Regions from separate parts of the Homo sapiens genome. Here all the other regions are linked to region 2. Evidence: chromatin loops called from intact Hi-C (ENCODE). Cell type or tissue: heart left ventricle. All regions are shown on one strand. Each heading gives the region's core, and the rest is flanking DNA. Links, peaks and the distances in the headings are about the cores only.

The links. Hi-C counts contacts between places; a loop is a spot of excess contacts. Peaks named below come from ENCODE experiments on the same cell type or tissue, not always from the same donor. Only the 100,000 strongest peaks of a DNase experiment are listed, where the experiment ranks them.
Region 1: it touches region 2 in a loop (2.2-fold over the local background); 51 of 110 quality-filtered maps call a loop at or near these places.
Region 3: a loop joins it to region 2, with 3 times the contacts of the local background. A loop is called at or near these places in 57 of 110 quality-filtered maps.

Annotation. Positions count from the first base shown.
Region 1 is chr13:98,561,835-98,569,652 of GRCh38, forward strand. All of the region lies in intron 1 of STK24 (serine/threonine kinase 24), which reads right to left. Among named protein-coding and RNA genes, the nearest start is that of STK24, 11 kb to the right of the region's middle. RefSeq lists a silencer at 1,381-1,675 and an enhancer at 6,047-6,548. In heart left ventricle, for the core only: no CTCF peak of the experiment used is centred there; DNase peaks (open chromatin) are centred at 4,157, 4,527 and 6,457; H3K4me3 peaks cover 618 bases; H3K27ac peaks cover 2,190 bases.
Region 2 is chr13:98,443,312-98,449,955 of GRCh38, forward strand. FARP1 (FERM, ARH/RhoGEF and pleckstrin domain protein 1) reads left to right here. Exons shown (of 27, transcript NM_005766.4): 25 at 2,787-2,894; 26 at 3,355-3,506; 27 at 4,925-6,644. The coding sequence ends at 5,006. It overlaps STK24 (serine/threonine kinase 24), which reads right to left. Exons shown (of 11, transcript NM_001032296.4): 11 at 1,874-6,644. Among named protein-coding and RNA genes, the nearest start is that of FARP1-AS1, 11 kb to the left of the region's middle. RefSeq lists enhancers at 1,929-1,978, 2,749-2,798 and a silencer at 2,524-2,818. In heart left ventricle, for the core only: CTCF peaks have their summits at 2,195 (motif pointing right) and 5,213; DNase peaks (open chromatin) are centred at 1,230, 2,200 and 5,200; H3K27ac peaks cover 217 bases.
Region 3 is chr13:98,579,365-98,587,182 of GRCh38, forward strand. No RefSeq gene overlaps it. Among named protein-coding and RNA genes, the nearest start is that of STK24-AS1, 6.0 kb to the left of the region's middle. In heart left ventricle, for the core only: no CTCF peak of the experiment used is centred there; no DNase peak of the experiment used is centred there.

The DNA of each region.
Region 1 (7,818 bases), core at 1,596-6,595, 120 kb after region 2:
GGTGTGGTGGCACGTGCCTGTAATCCCAGCTGCTCCAGAGGCTGAGGCATGGGAATCGCTTGAACCCGGGAGGTGGAGGTTGCAGTGAGCCGAGATCCCACCATTGCACTCCAGCCTGGGTCAACAGAGTGAGACTCCGTCTCAAAAAAAAAAAAAAAAAAAAAAAAAGATGTGACACGCCTTGTATTAAAGGAGGCACAGAAGTCAGTTAAGACAGTAAAACAATCATCATGAAAACCATATGGAAATGTGGGATGATATTTATGACACAATGCTGAATGAGGAACAATATCAACGTGTACCTACATTATGACTGCAATTACTTAAGGAAATGTGTGTACGCAGACAACTGGCAAATAAAATAGGAAGAACTACATACTCAAGTACTGGGATTCTAGATGCTTTTGCTTTAAAAATACTTTAACGGAGATGGAGTGAAGATATTTTTCTGGGTGAAGGTTCCCATTTCTGTACAATCCTCAACCCCCCACTTCACATGATTCTTTTATAGACCATGTACGCATAACGGGGCCAGGGTAGGAAACGGGACTCGCACACCACAGCCGATAAGCAACTGGCTGTTCTGCTGGTTTCCAAAGGCCCTTACTATCACAAGTCCTCCAGCAGAAAGGAACGGAATTACTACTACTCTGACATAAAATGACAAACTCAAGAAGAATTATTTTCGGGGAATTTCAAAAACACTCTCATTTGATTGCTATAGCTAATATTAAGAAATCATCTATGCAACAGGCCATGTAAAAAGTACTGAGGTGTTTATCACTTTAAAAGGGTTCCAGGCTGGGTGCAGTGGCTCACGCCTGTAGTCCCAGCACTTTGGGAGGCCAAGGTGGGCAGATCACGAGGTCAAGAGATCCAGACCATCCTGGCTAGCGCGGTGAAACCCCGTCTCTACTAAAAATACAAAAAAATTAGCCGGACGTGGTGGCGGGCGCCTGCAGTCCCAGCTACTCGGGAGGCTGAGGCAGGAGAACCACATGAACCCAGGAGGCAGAAGTTGCAGTGAGCCAAGATCACACCACTACACTCCAGTCTGGGCAACAGAGTGAGACTCCCTCTCTTAAAAAAAAAAAAAAAAAAAGGTAAAAAAAATTAAAAATAGAAAATAACATATTTTATATGAACGTACCTGCATGCACAGAAACGTCTGTATATTTGGGGGTTGGGAAGCTTCTCAAGCCTTCTCAGGCCTCCCAAGAAACGATTTGCTCCACAACATACACAGTAATGCATCCCAGAGGAAGGAACCAGGGATGCCACTTGGAGAACTAGTTTTCAACTGAAGTTGTTTAAACTATGTGATCACTTTATGCCTCCAGGGAAATGAAATCCCATCCCACAACATCCAAGGCTAGCACCGATGGCCCCAGGTCAATTTTGGGAGTGTGTACCCAGAATACCGATGCTATTAGATGGCACACTTCAATCGCATCCTCTGCCTTTATTCTTCAGAGATAAACACAGGCAGTTGGGGGACCGAGGCCAGGAAATGCAAGTAGTTTCACTTCACAGAAGCTCGTCTTTTCTTGCAGAAGACAAAGCAGGGGAAGGCATTCTGAATGACACAAGTTGTTTTAGAAAGACTTCAGATTCTTCGATAACAAAGGGAAAAAAGAGCGCAAATCTCTGTAACTCCTCTTCCTGATGTGGTCAATCCCCTAAGTCTGTATAATGTGCTGTTTACCCTTGTATTTTAAAATGCCGTATAAAACACATTTCCAGGCTGGGCGTGGTGGCTCACGCCTGTAATCCCAACATTTTGGGAGGCTGAGGTGGGCGGATCACGAGGTCAGGAGATCGAGACCATCCTGGCTAACATGGTGAAACCCCATCTCTACTAAAAATAAAAAAAAAATTAGCCGGGCGTGGTGGCGGGTGCCTATAGTCCCAGCTACTCGGGAGGCTGAGGCAGGAGAATGGCATGAACCTGGGAGGCGGAGCTTGTAGTGAGCTGAGATCGCGCCACTGCACTCCAGCCTGGGTGAAGGAGCGAGACTCCGTCTCAAAAAAAAAAAAAAAAGTTTCCAATTCCTCATGTAATGAATTGTAACAAGCCTCAGAAAAACTACAATGCACTTAAAACCAAAAGCAAAGCCAACAACCCCAAAACCCTCAAATAAGAAAGCCTGGTAAAATCAAAGTGTAACTAAATCCAGTACACCCTAATAACAGACGACATTATTAAAATAAATGGGGGGGAGAGATAACAGAGAAATAGAGATCACTTCTGAATCAAAAGTCAAATCAACTATACATAAAAGCCAACATCCCAAACATTGAAAACTCTACTGATATGAAATACTTTTTCCCATTCTGAAATATATGTATAGTATTACATTTAGTTAAGTGTTAAATACAACAGCTACCGAGAAAAGAAAATCAATTCTAACCAAAGACGGTCATTTCATCAGTGGGAAAAACACCGGCGGGTATGCCCTTCTCTCCCCTGCGGCATCCCAGCACCTGGAGCTAAGAGGAGCTGGACAGATGATACAGAGCTTGCTCGGGGGCTTCCCCTTACGAGGGCTCCCTAGGCAGAGGAAGGCAAGCGGTACTGAGTCTGAGAATCCTGCAGTGGCTGAGCATGGGGAGGGGTAGGTTCAAAGGCCCAGGAACAGGCACTGAGCTTTGGAGGAGCACAGGGAGCTGAGCCCACCCAGGGCAGAGGAGCTGAAGAGCAGAGAGGAGGAAGCTGGGTACTAAAAAAGGCCCTGAGTTTTAGGCTGGCGTCTACATCTGATCAGGAAGTCAGGAGCAGCAGGCAATACCACAGTTAAGAAAAGTTATCCTGACAAATTTGAGAATTATCAGGTTCAGAGCATTTGTTCTAGTTCGGGGTTTTCCAAAAAGACTACTGCACCCTAGATCTTGAGAGATGCACTCCTTATGAAATAAGGTTCCAAGTGGCACGCAGTAGCATAAGCCTGTAATCTCAGCTACTTAAGAGGCAGAAGCAGGAGGACTGCTTGAGGCCAAGAGTTCAAGTCCAGCCTTGGCAACATAGCGAGATTCCCATTTCTAAAAATAAAAATAAGGTTCCAAGGTCAAAAAGACATGGAACACACATCCTCTGCCCCCAACAGGTTTATAAATACATGCTAAAATCGCAAAGGCTCTAATGAGTCTTATAATTACAGGCCTATTCAATTCCCAAAGTTAGGTCAGCGGTTCCAAAGTCAGTCTTTGGAAATACAAGCCATAGGCTGCAAGCACTGATTGTAGCTTGCTCTGCTTTTCAAATGGGCAAGGCTACTGTGTGCTTCACTAGAGTGGGGAGCAATGAGGATTCAGGATTCTTTTTTGATTCTCCAGCGCAGTGGTTCTCAAAGTGTCATCCTCGAGGCGGCAATACACCAGGACACTTGCTCAGAACACAAACTCCCTCCGAGACGCCCAGAATCAGAAACTCCAGGGCAGCAGGGCAGAGCCTGTAGTCTGCATTTTACCAACCCCTCCAGGTGACACTGAGTGGCCTTATATTCTATTAGAGGGCTGGGCGCGGTGGCTCACACCTGTAACCCCAGCACTCTGGAAGGCGAAGGCGAGAGGATCACTTGAGGTCAGGAGCTTGAGACCAGCCTGGCCAACAGGGCAAACAAAACCTTGTCTCTACTAAAAATACAAAAATTAGCCTGGTGTGGTCGCGGGTGCCTGTAATCCCAGCTACTTGGGAGGCTGAGGCAGGAGAATTGCTTGAACCCGGGAGGCAGAGGTTGCAGTGAGCCGAGATCGTGCCATTGCACTCCAGTCTGGGCACGAGAATGAGACTCCATCTCAAAAAAAAAAAAAAAAAATTATATTCGATTAGAGGGTACTTTTTCAGTTATTTCTTCACCATCCAAAACAACACAGTCTGGGCAACACCTGAAAGGCAATGAACAGGAGCCAGTCAGCAGCTCCATGCCCACCCTAAGGAGGTGGGGCTCAGAGCTCACTACAGAGAATGGAGATAAAGGAACAAGGAAAACATCTGAAAGTCCAAGTCACCGCCCCCCACACCCACAATCCTAAATTCCAGGAAGCCAGTTAAAAATAATCCAGGAACAAGTTTCCCGATCAGGAGGAGTGCACAGACAGCGCAGTGCCAGCCCGGTGGGCTGAAGGCCCAGGGCTCCCTCTGCTCCAGCACCAGGCGGTAGGCATGGGGGTGGCAGCCAAGGTCAGCTACCTCCTCTCACGCAGACAACCGCCACCAAGAAGGCCCAGCCCCTCCGGCACAGGACCACAAGGACCCACACCGCCAGCTGCCCACCTTGCTGTGCCAGGCACGCTGCCAGCCAGAAGCACGCCAGGCTATGGGGGAAGGACCTGCCCTCAATGAAATGGAGATTTTTCTTTTCCTCAAAAAAAATGAATAACAATGAAACATGAACACACTCTTCTTTAAAGGTTAAAAACAAGGAAATAAAAACGCCCAAAACACCCTCTGTTCACAGCCCTGAACTCAGCTGTTTCATGGAGGCTGGAGGGACAATGTGACGGTCAGGAGGGCAGAGCTGTGTTGGGGATGTGGTGCAGGGAATCTGACACGCCAGGGAGCAGGCAGTCGGGAGGAAGGAAAAGAACACACATGCTGGCCTCCCAGTCAGGGCTTCCGCCCCAGTGATGCTGTTTTCTAGCCGAGGCCTTGGGCAGGTTTCATAAGCCTCGGTTTTCTCATCTGTAAAATTAGTCTGACAGCCATTCCCTCAGCAGAGACCCTGAGGGTTCACCAAGAGGCCTGGCCCTCACTGAAGAAAACTCAATCAAAGCAGTCCCCTTCCGACAAGGCTTCCCATGAAGGGCAACAAATTCCAAAGATGTTTATTTTCTAGACTGACATAAATCCAGCCATGCCACAGGCTCAGTCCTTCCACCTACCCACAGCAAGCAACAGGGAAGCAGGTGGGAGAAGAAAGCTCTGCTGCAGAACTGCTGAAGAAGTGAGGCTTTGTGCTACCAGCTTTTTCTGTGTGAATTACCTCTCAAGAAATATTTGGTACCAGGAAACTGCATCCATCACACATACCACAGGAACGCTCCTCAAGCAATACCTTTCTTCATCTGGAGTTCAAGTGGCAGTTTAATAACTTTGAAGTCACCACATTGAACACGCTTCCAAAGTTCGACGAAACTATACCTAAAATAACTGCGGGCTAAGGCTCAGTCCCAAGTTCCAGACTGTTTTTCATTTCTACTCAATGGTTCGTTGCTGTAAAATTCTACCCAAGAAAGTACTCTGTCCTTAAGCAAGAAATCACTTGAAGGCCATACCCCAAAGAAGAGCTTTCGCTGTTTAGATACGCACCCTTCAAGTCCTCCATCCATTAACATGCTATGGATTTATGGCCAGCGCTGTGCAGTGCCCCCAGCGCGCAGACACCACTGACTCTGCAACATGCAATCTGCTAACACATGGCCACTGGGACAGCCACATAACACCCAGGCCCTCTGACGGGCTATTCGGCATCTGTGGCACACGTGTGCCCCAGTCCTGCACCGACCACCACGGAACATACGACCAGACTGATGCCACCTCCGCCCTGCCAAGAAGCACATACTCAATTCTGGACCAGGGGGTTGGAACCCCAAAGCATCATAAACTTAAGCAAGCGTTTCTCCAGAGAGATCCTATGAGGCTCCCGGACATCGTTCTGTGTCCACAGGATCTTGGGACCAAAAAAATGAGAGAAGCAAGAAGAGCAGGTTCTCAGTTCAAGTTGGGGAGGTGGAGGCCACCGACCAGTAGAGAGATGGAAAAATAAGCAGACATGTATACTGCTGTTTATTTACAGGGAGAAAATAAGAGGCACAATCTCATGATGAAGAGAACGGAGGCTCCGAGTTCTTGCCCGCCGCCCTGGCCCAGCAGTCAGTCCTAGCTCTTGGAATTTCCTCACCTGCCTGGCCCTGTCTTTATTCACCTATAAACTGAAGAATAGCAACTTGGAGGTAGAGGGGTCACACAGACAGCAGCATCTAATTGGGTCAATCCTGAAATCCCACTAAAATCATAAATCTAAAAACCACCACATACCTGAAACAGAGAGAAGACAACTGCAATGAAATCTCAGAAGCTGGAAAGTAGGTAGTGGTTTAAAAAAAAAAAGGGGGGGGGTGGGGAGTAGAGGAAGACAACGCTAAACCGGAGGTGCAGAAAACAGAGAACTTTTTTTTTTTTTGGAGGCACAGTCTCGCTCTGTCGCCCAGGCTGGAGTGCAATGGCGCGATCTCGGCTCCCTGCAACTTCCGTCTCCTGGGTTCAAGCAATTCTGCCTCAGCCTGCCAAGTAGCTGGGATTACAGGCGTGTATCATCACGCCTGGCTAATTTTTGTGTTTTTGGTAGAGAAGGGGTTTCACCATGTTGGTCAGGCTGGTCTCGAAATCCTGACCTCAAATGATCCACCCGCTTCGGCCTCCCAAAGTGCTGAGATTACAGGCATGAGCCATCGCGCCGGGCCAGCAGAGAACTAACTTAACTCACAGTGCTGGACCCCCGGCTCTCAGGAACTGACGGCACCAGTCCCTCTGCCGGGGGAATGAGTGAACCAGGCAGAGCCTCAAAGTCAGCCACAGAAGTGGGTAGACAGCCAGACAGCTTGCCCCACATCTCACAGCCAGGCTCCCAAAGTCAAGGAAATGATGAAAATATATTATCTGCAAAGGAAGGAAAAATTGAGGATATATGGACCAGGCTGCAGCAGACACAGCCGGAAGCAGAGGCAGCATACTTAAAAATGGGGAATGAAGGCCGGGGATGGTGGCTCACACCTGTAATCCCACCACTTTGGGAGGCCGAGGCATGTGGATCACCTGAGGTCAGGAGTTCGAGACCTGCCTGCTCCACATGGTGAAACCTCATCTCTACTAAAAAATACAAAAATTAGCCAGGCATGGTGGTGGGCGCCTGTAATCCCAGCTACTCGGGAGGCTGAGGCAGGAGAATCACTGGAACCTGGGGGGGCAGATGTTGCAGTGAATGAAGATCACGCCATTGCACTCCAGCCTGGGTGACAGAGCGAGACTCCATCTCGAAAAACAAAAAAGATAAAAGAATATTTGAGGGCCGATGCAGAAGGTTCACCATCCAAGTAATAAAGTTTCAGAAAGAAAGAACACAGAAAATGGAAGGGGGGAGGGGAATCAAAGAAAAAAGTCAATGAAAAGATCTGAGTCGCTTCACAGAAAAGGCCTAACCAAGTATCTGTCACGAGAAACGAAAACAGCCCCACTCCAAGCCACATCATTGTGAAACTTCAGAACTCAAGGAAAAAGTTCAGATCCCATTAGGTCCAGGAAGAACAGCACAGCCTGCACACACAGAAGCCGGTGCTGGCAGGGCCTCCATCTTCAACAGCAACACTGGAAGCTAAAACACAGTGGAGAAACACCTTTAAAATTCTGGAGGAAATGAATGTCCACCCTGCAATTTTACACCATGCTAAAATATCAACTGAGGGAGAAGAAAAAAAATTTTTGAAAAGCCTGTCTCCCACGCTGCCTATTCACAGAAAATGGCGCACTATATGCCCAACCAACATCATGGCATAAACCAAGAAAGAAAATGACAGCAGAGACAAAAAAAAAAAAACAAAAAAAAACAAAACAGATATTCAACACAAGAGAGCAGCAGAAGGAACCCAGAGGATGAGAGCAAAGGAAGACCAGAGGATGGGGGTGGCACAAGAAGCATAGAAGATACGCAGGTGACGAAAGGCACAGGTGCCACCCGAACTTCCTAAGACAAGGTTGCAACAACTACAGAGTGCTGGGATGAATGAGAAGCATTACCAAAAGAAAAGAAATCTGATCAGTAA
Region 2 (6,644 bases), core at 260-5,259:
CAGTCAGGGACCTGGGCTGCTCTATCACTTTGCAGATGTCCCTCCTTGCCAGAAAGCCCCCTCCCAAGGCACGTGGCATCAATCTTGTGTCGGTGGCAGGCAGCCCTCATGTGCCAGACGCCAAATGCTCGCTGACTCGCAGATGAGCCATCCCCAGGGCCTCCTCCCTGCATGACAGGACAAAGCAGCTCCATCTCCTCCTGACTCAACAGCCTCCTCTCCCCAGTCCCGTGCCCAGCCTCTCCCAGTTCCCACTCCCGTCTGACTCGTGTAGGCACACTTGAGGAAGGGGCGTATCTGGGGACCGTGTGGCCTCACTGGCCTCTGCTAAAAGTTGTGGGCAAGCCGGCAGGCCTGGGGGCTCCCACTAGAGGTGGGGTCAGATGTTGGGATGGCCAGAGGGCTGCCCAGCCTGTGGGCACTAGAGCCAGTGAAGGGCCAGAGGCAAAGCAATGCAAGTTGTCTTTTAAGGCTGGAGTGGCGAGACGGGACAGCAGGGAAGTTGTTCAGCAGACAGAGCGCAGACAGGACTGGGAGGAGGGAAGGGACGGGGTGCAGACAGGACCGGAAGGAGGGAAGGGACAGTGAGGCCAGGGAGTGGCGGGCACGGGGGTTATATTTGTTCCCCGTGGCGTCACTCGGCACCAACCTCAGACTGGGTGAGGCCACAGAAACATCTCCCACAGTGCGGGAAGCCGGAAGTCCAAAATCAAGCTGCTGGCAGGTGGGTTCCTTTGGGAGGCCTTGAGGGAAAATGTCCCCACCTGACAGCATCTGGTGGCTGCGGCAGTCTTCTTCTCGGGGGGTCCCCGACTCCACCCATGTTGCAGGGCTCCGGTCTGCCGTGTCACCAGCTGTCCTCCCTGTATCTGCACTCTAATATCCTCTTCTAAGGACACGGCTCGTGCTGGGCTTAGGGCTCGTCCTAGTGACCTTACCTTGACTCGATCGCATCTGCAGAGACCCTGTGTCCATGTGAGGTCACCATTGTAGGCACGGAGGGTTTGGACTTGTTGGGGGTGCAATTCAACCCACAGCAGGGTCTGAGGGAATGGGATCCAAGAAGGGAGAGGAGCGGTGGCCCCAATGAAGGGCCACGAGGAGACAGGGCAGGCTGGTCTGGTTCTGAACAAGGATGTTGACCCTCTCGTGAAGGCAGTGAATGGAGACAGGTCTGGGAGCCACCAGCATGGCCTCGGCCTCCTGAGTGCAGGGCAGGAGACTCATGGCGCGCAGGGCCCGTAACACGCTGGAGGCCAGGATGGACCCGACACAGGGGAGCGGGAGGCTCGGCCCGGCCGTGGGGAGCGAGGAAGGGCCGCTGGATGTGCCTATTGATAAAGAGGTTTCCAGAGGCTATTGGAATGGCCAGGCAGAAGCTAGAGAGCGCTAAGGAAGCTGCTTTGGAAACAAATGGGCCCAGACTGTGATGGGTGACATGTATGAACCCCACTGTGGGCTGGCTGCTGTGTGAAAATTATGTGAGTCAGTATGAAAATACCTAGGAAAGGGGAGTGTGCCACCCTCCTTGCTCCATGTTGCGTGACCCAAGATGCCGCATGGGCATCAGCCCAGCCCTGGCCACCACCAGGACCTTCTGGGAACCTGGAGCCTTGCATTTTCTTGTTCCTTTCTGCCACTGGGGGAGGAGGATGGATGGCTGGAGCTGCCTGCCTGGCCTGGAATGCCCTTTCTCCCCGTCTGCGGGGTCCCCCACATCCTGCAGCCCCTCACGGACCTACTGTCAGTGTCCATGTCTCCCACTGGACCCTCCCTGAGCAACTGGAGGGCAGGGACATCAGACCATTTGATCCCAGCTCCCAGCACAGAAGCTTAGTGCCAGGGGCACCCAGAGAGATGGAATGAGGCAGACTCGGAGGTCTGTATTTTTTATTGTGGTAAAATAGCTATACCACAATATTGGCCAACTTAACGATTTTTACGGGAACAATTCAGTGGCATTAAGTGCCTTTACAAGGTGGTGCAACTGCTTTGAGTCTCTGCTGGTGATGTCACTTTGGCAAAGGGACGAAATGAGCCACCAGTGCGTCAGGCCTGCTCAGAGTTGTTTGGAGGTAGCATGGACACAGGTGCCTGTCCCTGCCCCCTAGCTGGGCTGCAGCGCATCCTAACAATGCTCCAGGGGCTGGGCCGGCCCTGAGCCTGGAGGTGGGCAGGGCTGCAACTGCCTCCTGGGCCACTAGAGGGCATGTGGGAGCCACTCACATGCACCCCAGGCCCCACTTCCTGGGTAGGGTGCCTGGCCCCTCAAAACGAGTGCTGCTCTGAGCTTGTTGGGATGGATCTTTCCCTCCTTCAGCTTCCGCCTGCTGGCAATGCATGGGGTCCTGCGCCCCCATTTCTGCCTCGGTGTCACAGGGCACACCCCTCTCCCCTCAAGGTGGCTCTTCTCCTCAGGACACCACTCCCGTTGGATTTAGGGCCCACCCTACCCCAGTGTGATCTCGTCTTCACTAGTTACCCTGCAACGAGCCTATTTCCAAATAAGCCTGTGTTCTAAGGTACTGGTAGTCAGGACCTCAACGTGTCTTTTGGGGGGACACAGGGACCCCAAGATGCCCCACAGCAAGTGACAAGGGGAAGTGATGAGATCAGGGTCCCAGGACCTGCCAAGTCTCCCCACACACGGGGGAGCGGGGGTGGGGCCCACATCCTTCAGTCACGGACATGCCCCAGCCCAGGGCCCTGGTGCAGGGAGAGCTGCTCTCTGTGCCCTCCTGGGGCAGGTGCCCGCTGTGCTTCTCACAGGCCTCCTTGCCTTTCAGAATCAGTTGTCTGGAAACCTGCTGAGGAAATTCAAAAACAGCAACGGGTGGCAGAAGCTGTGGGTGGTGTTCACAAACTTCTGCCTGTTCTTCTACAAATCACACCAGGTAAGTGTCTCGCACAGGGCAGGTGGCCCTGGGACCTTGGGGGTGGCAGCATGAGGTGAGGGGGCCGCCCTCCTCTGGAATGACTCAGGCCTCTTGGGCTCCAGGTGTCACGGGGATGACAGGGATGCTGGCGGGGGGCCCTGTCCACCCGAGGCCCTCAACTCTAGGGAAGACTGACATTATCATCCACTGAAGGACAACTTCTGCCCTAGGAAGGGCCACCTGTCTTCTGCCTGGACAAGGGACGGGGGTTGGCTTTATCTACAGCTCAGTCCTGGCGGGACTTGCCACCCGGGCCATCACGTACAGGCAAACACTGGCTGCCATGGTCCCTTCCAGGCCCACGCCCGAGGAGGGAGCTGCCTGGGCTCCCAAGTCCCTGTCTGATGCGGGGCAGCAGCCAGGCCCAGCAGCAGAAGCTGACCCCGAAAAGCCACTTTGCTTTGTTTCCCCTTTCCAGGACAATCATCCCCTTGCCAGCCTGCCTCTGCTCGGCTACTCGCTCACCATCCCCTCTGAGTCCGAGAACATCCAGAAAGACTACGTGTTCAAGCTGCACTTCAAGTCCCACGTCTACTACTTCAGGGCGGAAAGCGAGTACACGTTCGAAAGGTAGACACCCCCTTCCCACGCACAGGGCCCTGCAGAAGAGGACCCCCTCTTCCAAACATCAGGATTTCTCCCAAGTCAGCGAGTGAGATGGCCCCACCCTTCCCTGCCAACTAAGCGTTTAGACCTGGGGTCCCACTGCCCGACACCAGCAGGCGATTCTGTTCTCATGGCAGAAAGTGGGGTCCCAACTTCCCTGCGCCCTTACCCTGCACGGTGTTGGCTGAGGCCCTAGACATCTTGCTTGGAGATCTCTGACATAACGTGTCCGGGATGATGAAGCTAAGCCCCAGTGAGACTGCCTACATGGTGTAATGGCAGGGACTGCAGACTTCATTTAGCCAAGAAAGAAATGCAACAGTCAGGCCTAAGACTGTTCCTGCAATTCATATTTTGAATAGAGATCCTGGGCCTCTGCAAATTGCATCCCCAAGCCGACTACTTGTGCAGTTTGCCCTGCTGAGCCCTCCTCGCCCCGGGAGGCAGAAGGGGAGGGGTCCTCAGCAATATGCTGAGCACCTCCTAAACAACATCACCTGAAAAAGGAACCTAGAGGAGAGCCATTCTCAAATCTGATCCTGGACTGAGCTCGAGAGCTGGGTTGAGAGCTGGGTTGATCAAAGTTGGGATTTTGCTATTATTGTGACAAAGGGTCCAGCCTTGCAGTCCAGATCCTGAAAGGCCTGGGACAAGGCCAGGTAATTTGGGGAGTCCGTCCTGCATTGTGCAGGATGTTCAGCGGCATCCCTGGCCACCCACTAGATGCCCGCAGCAACCCCTCAGTTGGGACATCTAAAAATGTCTCCAGACTTTACCAAATGGGACAGCATTGCACCCATTTGAGAAGCACCGGTAGAGAGCAAATACACAAATATATAAAAAGGGAGATTTGGGCGTGGTGGTGCAAGCCTGTAGTCCCATCTCCTGGGAGGCCAAGGCTGGAGGATCGATTGAGCCCAGGAGGTAGCTACAGTGGGCGATAACTGCACCACTGAACTCCAGTATGAGTGACAGAGCCAGACCCTGTCTCAAAAAAAAAAGAAAAAGAAAAAAGGAAGGGAGAGCTTCCACTAAGCAGGATGGGACACGTCCCGCCATTCTCTGCCATGTCCATGAAAATAGGAGGTAGCGTTCTCCCCAGCAACCAGAGGCCACCTCGCTCCTAACTGCTCCAATGGAGCGGGCAGTGTCACTGCAGCAAGGTACTTCCAGCTCCACACTGAGTGAGTGCCCAGGCCAGTGGGTCTCCACTGTACCTCAGGAACGCCTGGGTGCTGGCTGTTCCCTTGCTCTTCTGCTGAAGTGGCAGATTACCAACCAGGCGGCCTGACTTCACCTTGTGTTTCTGTAAGCGATGCCCACCAAAGTGTCAGGAGTCCGTCCAAACAAAAGGTTGACTAACTGGCGTTCCCGTGTTGCAGGTGGATGGAAGTGATCCGCAGTGCCACCAGCTCTGCCTCGCGACCCCACGTGTTGAGTCACAAAGAGTCTCTTGTGTATTGATGGCCGGACACACTCGTTTCCGCAGTGGCTGCTTTCCTGGAAGACGTTTCCTTTCTTCTGTATTAATGAAGCCTGGTAAAATTAACACCTGTCTGAAAATCAAAAACATGGCTTCCCAGCAGCTCTCCTGTCTCCACAGCCGCGTTTTTTAACCCCGACCTCTCAGCGTCTGAATGAACAGCGCTCCCACCTCCAGTCCTGGCATCCGCTGGGGGCGCTGTTCTTTAGCTAGTGCCAGTATTAAAACATTGTCATTACGAGAGTGCCAAATGACATCTTCCCTCCACCCTGCCCCTGAAAAACAGTACACACACATCCGTTCAACACAAGACAGGGCAAGTGTTTTTCTTCCTAAAAAAAGTTCTTTCTTTTATTATTTTCACCTATTGGCTGCTGCATTTTACGAAGTGGACTTCCCGGTGTTTGTTTGTTTGTTTGCAATACACTCAGTGCAGCCTTAAGCAAATGAGATCATTTTCAGATTTCATTTTTTTTTTCAGTCTTTCTACTTTTGTAATAATAGGAAGTTAGTAGGACTCACTTCTCTGATTAATAAGCAATTTGCAGCACACAGCGTTCCACTGCGGGGTTTCACGCTCACCTGAAAACACCTGTTCCCAACCTACTTCTTGGTGCAAGTTGACCAAATCGTTTTAAGTGGTAACTCTTTCCAACCGTAGCAGGGTTGTTTTCTGTTAAGCAAAGCCGAGATCCAGTGCAATACCTGGACTGTCACCGTCCTGTGAGTGGTGTACACAATGGGAAGATAATAAGCCGTGGTGTTTTGCTGTCTGTCTGTGTCACAAGCATGAAAACCCGTGTGTCATTGATCAGCACCATTTGTGGTATGTTCCGTGATGAGCGTTTAGTGAGCCTGCTGGCTGCAGAGCACTATGAAATCATGGTACGTAGTCCCCGGCACCTGTCGTTATTCCTATATCCTCCTGCAACTGTGGTTTGAAACTGCGCATTCTCTAGTAGTATATATCGTGCCTGTCTTCAAAAACATTTCCCTTTTTATACTCATTCCCCCCAGGCATGGGGTAGTGTCAGTCGGACTGCACAGGGAACACGGTTTCCAGTGGCTTTGGCCCCTACTCGGGAAACGTCTGCCTGTTCTCGATGGTGATGGGGTGGCTGCCATTCCCTTGGTTTTCCTAAGCCCTTTCTAACGAGAGTCTCAAACAAGCGGAGGCGAGGGCCAATTCAACCCCATTCTTTCCAGCGCCCCGCACCATAGCACCTGCCCACCTGAGAACCAGGAACGCACCCTCTCTGTGGAGCTCTGACTGGTGTAGCTGGAAACAAACAGCAACTTGCAAACGGACGAAGAGCCTGCCGTGTGTTAATCATTTGCCTTACAAGATGTACCAGACGGTTTCCAGTACTAACAAAGGGAATAAAAATACCTCACGCCACAATCCAGCATATTGATGTTTTAAGGCAAAACAACCAACTTTGTCTGTAGTCTTCATTTTCTGTGTGGGGGGGGAGGGGGGAAGGGGACACTCCAGCAAGGGTTTCTAAAGCCCCAGTGTTCAGAGTGACACAGGGAGGGCCTGCCCCCCACTGTTCCCTATGCTCCCCCCACCTCCAGGCAGGGGCAGAGCAAACAAACAGCTCCGGGCCACACAGCAG
Region 3 (7,818 bases), core at 1,060-6,059, 140 kb after region 2:
AAAAAAATAACCGGAATCCTAGTTTGTGTCCTGAGGCTAGTGAGGCTCAAAACAGGGAGATTCCGGCAGGATGTAACTTCTCTGGACACAGTGACTTGCATCCATTAGCTGGTCTGTTGCCCCGAACCCTGTTTATCTTCTCTCCACACTGACCATTGTTTCATCCTTTGACAATGTTCATACTGTTGAGCACCATTCTTATCGAAAGAAGGGAAGGAAGCAACATGGGAGTTACTGGTTCTCCTTGGCCCTATGCAGGTAGTACCGAGTATTCCCCATGGCAGAAGTAGGTCTCCACCTTATTTGTTTTTGCACAACAGAGATGATGCACAGGGCCTGAGCCCGGGATCAGATCCGGTGCAATTGCCTATTATGTTCATTCATTCACACCTTTTTTGAATACCAACTATTAATACATGTCAGATACCCAGTTCAGTACTGGGCATATAAACATTAGATCCTCAGGTGCCTCTTAACCCATCCTAGGGACCTGGTCTCCCAGAATCCTAACTTTGGATGAATACAATACCATAATTGATTAAACTTAGAGTGGCAATAGCTATCATTTCCACCAAGGAAAGAAAAGGATCATCCTCTCACCCTCTTCCTCTTGTCACTTTCCCTCCACCCCCAATGTATGATTACAACAGGTTATACACTACCGTAAGTCCAGAAGGAGATTATGAGAGTCTCCATAGAGATGATGCATTTTATGGTCTCCATGGAGATACTAACCCATTGAGTTATTTACTTTATCCATTGAATTATTTTTCTTCCCTGGTCCTCTTTGTCTTTTGTGTTCACTTAAGGACATCAGTCTGGCAATGAATTATGATCTGAAATATATTCTGGACCACAAAGAATATTTCCATACCCCTATATGGAGCCCCTCCAAATATAAAGCCCCTATGTATTTGCTGCCCCTAAGCTAGTTTGTACGCACTCTCAGCAGAGCTCAGAGAGGAACAGAAAACAAGAATTCCACAATCAATCCCTTCACTTTTCTTTCTAAGTTGAAAAGATAAACACCCCCAAATGCTGCTTTATAAAGAACAGCTAGACAAGTAGAGCATTAGCAATTTAAATTCAGAGATTAAAGAAAGGGACTTACATGGTGAACTTTAAAGGGAGAAATAGGAGTAGCTTGGATAAGTAACTAACAGAAGGCTTAGACAAATTTCTACACATGTTCAGTAGGTGAAGACAAATTATCAAGATCAGTTTAAAGAAGAATGTCTAGTCATTGTTGGATGACACAATAGCAAGAAAAGGTATGCCAAAGCCCCAGAAAAATATCCCAGCTACATTGAGGAATGGTACCAATAAGGTTTCATTCTGTGCGTGGAGAGCTCAGAGGGCAGGCTCTTGCAGGGATATCACCCTAAGTAGGTTTTCAGTTGCACCCTGCCTTAGTTTGCTAGGGCTGCCGTAACAAAGAACCACCAACTGGATGGCCAAAACGACAGAAATTTATTTCCTCACCATTCTGGAGGCTGGAAGTCCAAGATGAAGGTGTCAGCAAGATTGGTTTCTTCCGAGGCCTCTCTCGGGCTTGTAGCGGCCAGCTTCTCCCTCTGTGTTCTCGTGGTCTTCACTGTGTGTTCCTGTGTCCTAATTTCCTGTTTTTATTATTTATTTATTTATTTATTTATTTATTTATTTATTTATTTTGAGATGGAGTCTCGCTCTGTTGCCCAGGTTGGAGTGCAGTGGTGAGATCTCGGCTCCCTGCAACCGCTGTCTCCCAGGTTCAAGCATTTTTCTTGCCTCAGCCTCCCTGGTAGCTGGGACTACAGGCGAGCGCCACCACACCCGGCTAATTTTTGTATTTTTAGTAGAGACGGGGTTTCACCATGTTGGCCAGGCTGGTCTCGAACTCCTGGCCTCAAGTGATCTGCCCACTTTGGCCTCCCAGAGTGTGTGAGGCACCACGCCTGGCCCTAATTCTTTGTTTTTAGAAAGATACCGGAGTCGTACTGGATTAAGGCTCATCCCAATTACTTCATTTTTGCTTAGTTACCTTATTAAAGTTCCTATCTCCAAATACAGCCACATTCTAAGGTACTAGGAATTAGGACTTCAGCATAGGAATTTTGGAGGGACACAAGTCAGCCCGTAACACACCTCCTTTTCTGCAAATGTGTGTCTGGTCAGCCCCCCTTTAGCTGGGTCTTCCAGGCTCAGCTTCAGGAATGAGAGCTTCCTTCTCCCTTGCCAAGGCCTGTGGACCTTTCTGCGCACTTCACATTGCACACTTCTGCTAATAAGCATTGCTTCATATTTCCTTGGGTGTAGGCCTTAAACTTTATCTTGCATAGAAACCAGAACACTAGTCTCCAATCACTGTACAACTGAGAGCAGAAACAGAGAATGCATAGGTGTTTGCTTGATAAAATATTCCTGATTAAAAGAAATCATCTGGAACACGTGACAAAAATCTGCCAGAAAAGGGTTCAGAATATTTTGCAGGCCTATCCATACTCAGTTCAGGCAAAAGATTTAAACAAGATCCATCTTTCTCCCCCACTGCCTCCTCCCCTGTGTTGGGAGGTGCAATTTACCAGGGGAGTTGGGGGTTGAGCCTCCAAGGGGGCTCTTTGTTGCACATGCTCTCTGCTGCAGTTCTGGGGGCTCACACCAGGGAACATCAGGCTGTTTAGAAGGACTCACTTGAACGAGCTCACTAGAAAAATTCTCATGTGCAATTTTGCTTGGCAAAGAACCAATGAACAGGGCTTGTCACCCTCTAAACAGTGGCCACTTGACCCTGCCAATCTGCTCATAAAGACTTCAGTATGCAAAGATTCATCAAGAGCTGTGTGTGTAGATTTCCCTTCCTCTTGAAGCTGGATTTGCTTTCAGACATACCCAGAAAGGGCATACATGAAATCATCCCCAGAAGGATGATGTCATCCAGCCTACAGTCACACAACTGCAGCACTAGTTTTTAAAAGCTCTTGGCCCTGTTTTCTGACAAGGAAGACAAATTGTAAGAAATCATTTTAATTTTCACTTCAACCAGATCCAGGGGATTATGTGCTTGAAGATCATTGTACAAGCACACAAAGGTAAAATGTGCCTATGAGTTGCAGATACTCATTCCACAATGCACAAAACTTAAGTCAGCTTAAAATCATCACAAAAATGTTGACCTATACACTACCCTATCATCAAAGCTTCACCTGCAAAAAGGGCAAGCATGTTGTCTTTTACCTTAATTTTCCTGCCATTTTTTAAATTTGGTTTCCCAAAGAAGCTACGTTGGAGATACTGTTAGTCAGAAGTCTTTGAATAACAAATGACAAATACTTAGCTCAGACCTCCATAAGCAAAAAAGGGACATTTTAGTTCAGCAACAAAAATCAACACTTGGCTAAATCAGGCTTGGATCAATCCAAGAAGATGAGTTCAATGATAAAATCAACTCTGTCTTCCTCTGCCTCTCACCTCTTCTCAGCCTCTCCTAGATGAGAACCTCTCATCTAGGTTCTCTAGGTATGGTGTCAAGAGCTGCCCCATGTGGTCCTTGTAATCCCAGAGAGAAGAGAGTGACCTTTTCTTACCCAGTGCCCATATGCCAAATGTAGTGGAGGAATTCACATCTGTGCATGTCCATTCTTGGGACCAAAGGGCAAGAAGGCACAGTAATGGGAGAGTCCAACCTGAACGGCATAATGGAACAATGGAATGTGGAAGGGGCAGTTCCCCCACGCAAAGAAGATTCCTGGCCTAATACATTCCACTTCTTGGCTGCCCAGACATGCATGCACACATACGCACGCACACACACGTTCTCTTTTTCCATATGTAGAACTTCTTGTGTGTACTCCCCTCCCCAAATAATACAGCCAGTCCATGAGTAACCATTTATACACTCACCTCTTCCCCACAGCGAGTCAACCCTACTGCCTTCTACTGAGGCCATTTGTTTCCTGGTCCAGGGGCTCTGGACAATCTGGTTTTCTCTTTTTCAAGCTGAGATATGGCTCTTCACAGGCCAGCAATCTCTAATTGGTAAATGTGATCACCCTTCATGTGTTTAATATATTATGGAGGAGGATATGTTTGAAAACTACCTTAAAAACTCTCATTTGAAAGGAAAAGAAAAGGAAGGGAGCAGGCATCCATCAGTCCGTAATGTACATGAAACCTTTCTGGAAGATAAGGTCGGGGGGCCTGGGTCAGCCCTTGGGCTGCACTTGGCTCTGCTCTTTGGGAGATGCTCCCTTTTATGTGGTCCTCCATGGCCACCTTGGAGAGAATTCTGGGACAGACTGACCAGCCCACCTCCTGTTGGTGAAGATGTGGGGTTCTGGGGAATATCCTGGAACAGAGTTCCCAATGTTCTCCTTCATAGCACCCTTAGTGCCTCAGTGACTTTTTTTATAGTATCTCTGGGCCAAAGGAAATACCTAACAGGCCAATTAGTTAAGAAAATAGAGGCTGGGTGCAGTGACTCATGCCTGTAATCCCAGCACTTTGGGAGGCCGAGGCAGGTGGATCACGTGGATTACGTGAGGTCAGGAGTTCAAGACCAGCCTGGCCAACATGGCAAAACCTCATCTCTACTAATAATACAAAAATTAGCTGGGCATGGTGGCAGGTGCCTGTAATCTCATCTACTTGGGAGACTGAAGCACGAGAATAGCTTGAACCCAGGAAGCGGAGGTTGTAGTGAGCCAAGATAGTGCCACTGCACTCCAGCCTGGATGACAGAATGAAACTGTGTCTCAAAAAAAAAATTTAAGAAAATAGGTACAAACAAATTAATATGGACTCCTGTCTTAGTAACTTAGCCATTTGAAGAAATAGTACTGTACATTTAAAAATAATAGTTTCATTGTATTCTTAAGTAATCCCAATTACTGATGGGACATGTGTTCCTGTTGGACACTGCACAACTTCCCAATCTTTGAATCACAGTGGACATTGCCACCTTCGTTTTTTGTTCCACATTGATTTTTTGTGTGTTTTTAAATCACAATAACTTCCAAAAATATAAGCAACCACTTTGCAAATAATATGACACCACTGAAAAGAATATAGCATGATCTAATGTTAACCTGAGCTACCCGTCAGTGTGGCATCTGACAGATGTTGAATCTCACTATATTTCCTAAAAAAAAAAAAAGTAAAATATTGCATATGGGCACCTCTGAATTTTCTGCAGTACCCAAGAGCACCTTGGGACAGAGTTTGAGAGCCATGGGCTTAGGGAATTAAACAGTCATCAAGTTTGGGACTGTCCTGGTGATATAACTCCCTTGAAAACTGAGAAGAAACCGCAGCCAGAAGCTTATTGAGTCCAGGCTTTTGAATCTAAACCTCATCACTGGAAGCTCAGCCCTCTGCCCCTTAGGGCCCAAGGTCTTATTCTTTCAGGGTAGTTCTCTGCCTCTGAGTGAGTTGATTGAGGTGATAGGCAGGGTTAATCTGCCCCTGTTTCCCTGGATATACCCCAGGCCTGGCAATGGGGGAAATTATTACTCAGCCAGTAATTAGTACTCAGCAGGAGGAGGGAGGAGCCTGGTGCTAGATCCAAGGATCTTGGAGGATCAGGGTCACTTGATTCTCTGACTTCTCCAGAGTCCCAGGCAGGACCAGCTACATTTGCAAAATAAAAATGTGTGCCCTTGTTCAAAGCATATTAATAGTTTAAAGACTATGAGAATAGAGCAGTAAACCAAGCATAGGGCCCTTCTAAGTGTGGGGTGATGTGTGACCATGCAGGTCACACACCCAGCCTGTAAGCCTGCTCTCAGGCTTACTTCCCAGGTGTTTACCCGCCTCTCTGACTAACTCTCACTTACTCCAACTTGGGAGCGTTCATACAGCTTTTGCATTCTGCAGGAAACATGCCTCTTCCAATTTGGGATTGTTGGTGCAGGCTGGAAAGTCCTCCTTCTGCAAGATTCCGTGGCTTTTATCCAAGACTGCATGGCCTCCTGATGTGCCAATTCGGCTGAAGCCTGTCTATTTCTTCTTGCAACTTACTGAAAGCCACAAAAGTAATCAGCACACTCAGCCTGGTTTTTTTAGACTAAGAACTTCCTAAACACTGGGCTGTGTGGCACACCATTACGGTGGCCGTCCGTGCCCCGAGTCCCAGACAGCTGGGCAGTGCCTGGTATTGAAAGCCTCCAGGCCAATTGCCTCTGGCAGGGAGCACCCTCATCTATTTAGATCAGTGGTGCCTGACACAGACTGTGTTTCTTGATGTCGATGAGGAAGCACCATTGTAAAACTTCATTCTCTGCACTTCCCAGATCCAAAGTCTATAAGTGATTTGAGTCCAAAGGCACAAGAGATACCTGACTCTGATTGGCCTGGGGTGGTGGGAGGGGATAAAATCATCCCTCCTGCATCTAGGGACAGAGGATGATTTATTCAGGAAGGAGGGGATGGTATACCCTAAAAAAAGTGACACTGAACAGATAACAGTCCCGTATCCACTGGAATGGGGGAGTTGGAGGTTTGGTCTATGAAGCCAGCTTCAAATCGAGGTTCACTGGCACCAAGGCTCATCAACTTCCCAAACTCTGAGATTTCTGCTGTCTTCCACTCAGCCTCATGCATACCATTTACCTAATCAATTTTCTTCTGGCACCTTTCACTCCTGGTCCCGGTTTCTATGTATTTATTTAATAGAGATAGGGTCTTGCTCTATCACCCAGGCTAGACTGCAATGAAACAATCATAGCACACTGTGACCTCGAACTCCTGGGCTTAAGCCATTCTCCTGCCTCGGCCTCCTGGGTGGCTGAGATTACAGGTGTTTGCCACCACACCTGGCCATGGTCCCAGTTTTTATGCTTGTCCAGACTCTTTCAGTTTCACAGAAACCCTGTGAAAACTAACTTAGGCAGAAAGAGTAATTAATGGGCTCATGTAACAGGGAATTCTAGTATTTATGAATCAGTCACAGTCAAGTTTTAAGAAGAAAATTGCAGAACATGAAGCTGGCTTCTGAATAGTCCATCTAGGGATTCAAAGAAGGGAATCAGGACTCTGTGGGTTCCTATTTTGGCTCCCTGACCTCTGCTGGCATAACTATTAGGTGGGCTCCTTCCATATGGGAGCAAGACAGTTGCTGTCAGCCTTAGGCCTTCATCATGCTAACAGGTTGAGAGCCTAGATTAAAGGGAGCTGTCTTTCATGACAGATCTGCCAAGAGTCGCAGGGAGGACTCTGAGTGGCCTGGGGTGGTGGGAGGGGACAAGATAATCTCATCTGAATCCAGAAACTGAGAATGATTTATTCAGGAAGGAGGGGGTGGTACGCCCTAAAGCCCTAAATAAAGTGATACTGAGCAGATAAGAGCTCTGTATCCACTGGAGTGGGGGAGCTGGGGGTTTGGTTTGTGCAGCTGCTTAATCTGGCAGTGAGGAAATCTTTATGAAGTTCAAGATCTTCTTATAGAGTTAGAAGGATAGCCAGCCTTTAGATCAGGGGCTGGCAAACTTTTTCCATAAAGGCCAGAAAGTAAATATTTTAGGCTTCATGAACCTTGTGGTCTCTGCCCCAGTTACCCAACTCCACAGTGATATCACTAAGCAGCCATAGACAATACCTATAGAGTGAACATGACTGTATTGTGATGAAACTTTATTTACACAAACAGGTGGCAGGACAGATTTGTACCTGGGAGCCATAGTTTGTTGACCTCTGACCTGAGTGAGTGATTTTGGTAAACTGGGTGAGTGGTAAGAACCATAGAATAGGGTTCAAACAGGACAAGTTTAAGAGAGTAACATAAAGGAATAAAAAGAAACTACAGCCATCTTATGTGAATATGTAGCGTCGACAGAAAGAGATAAA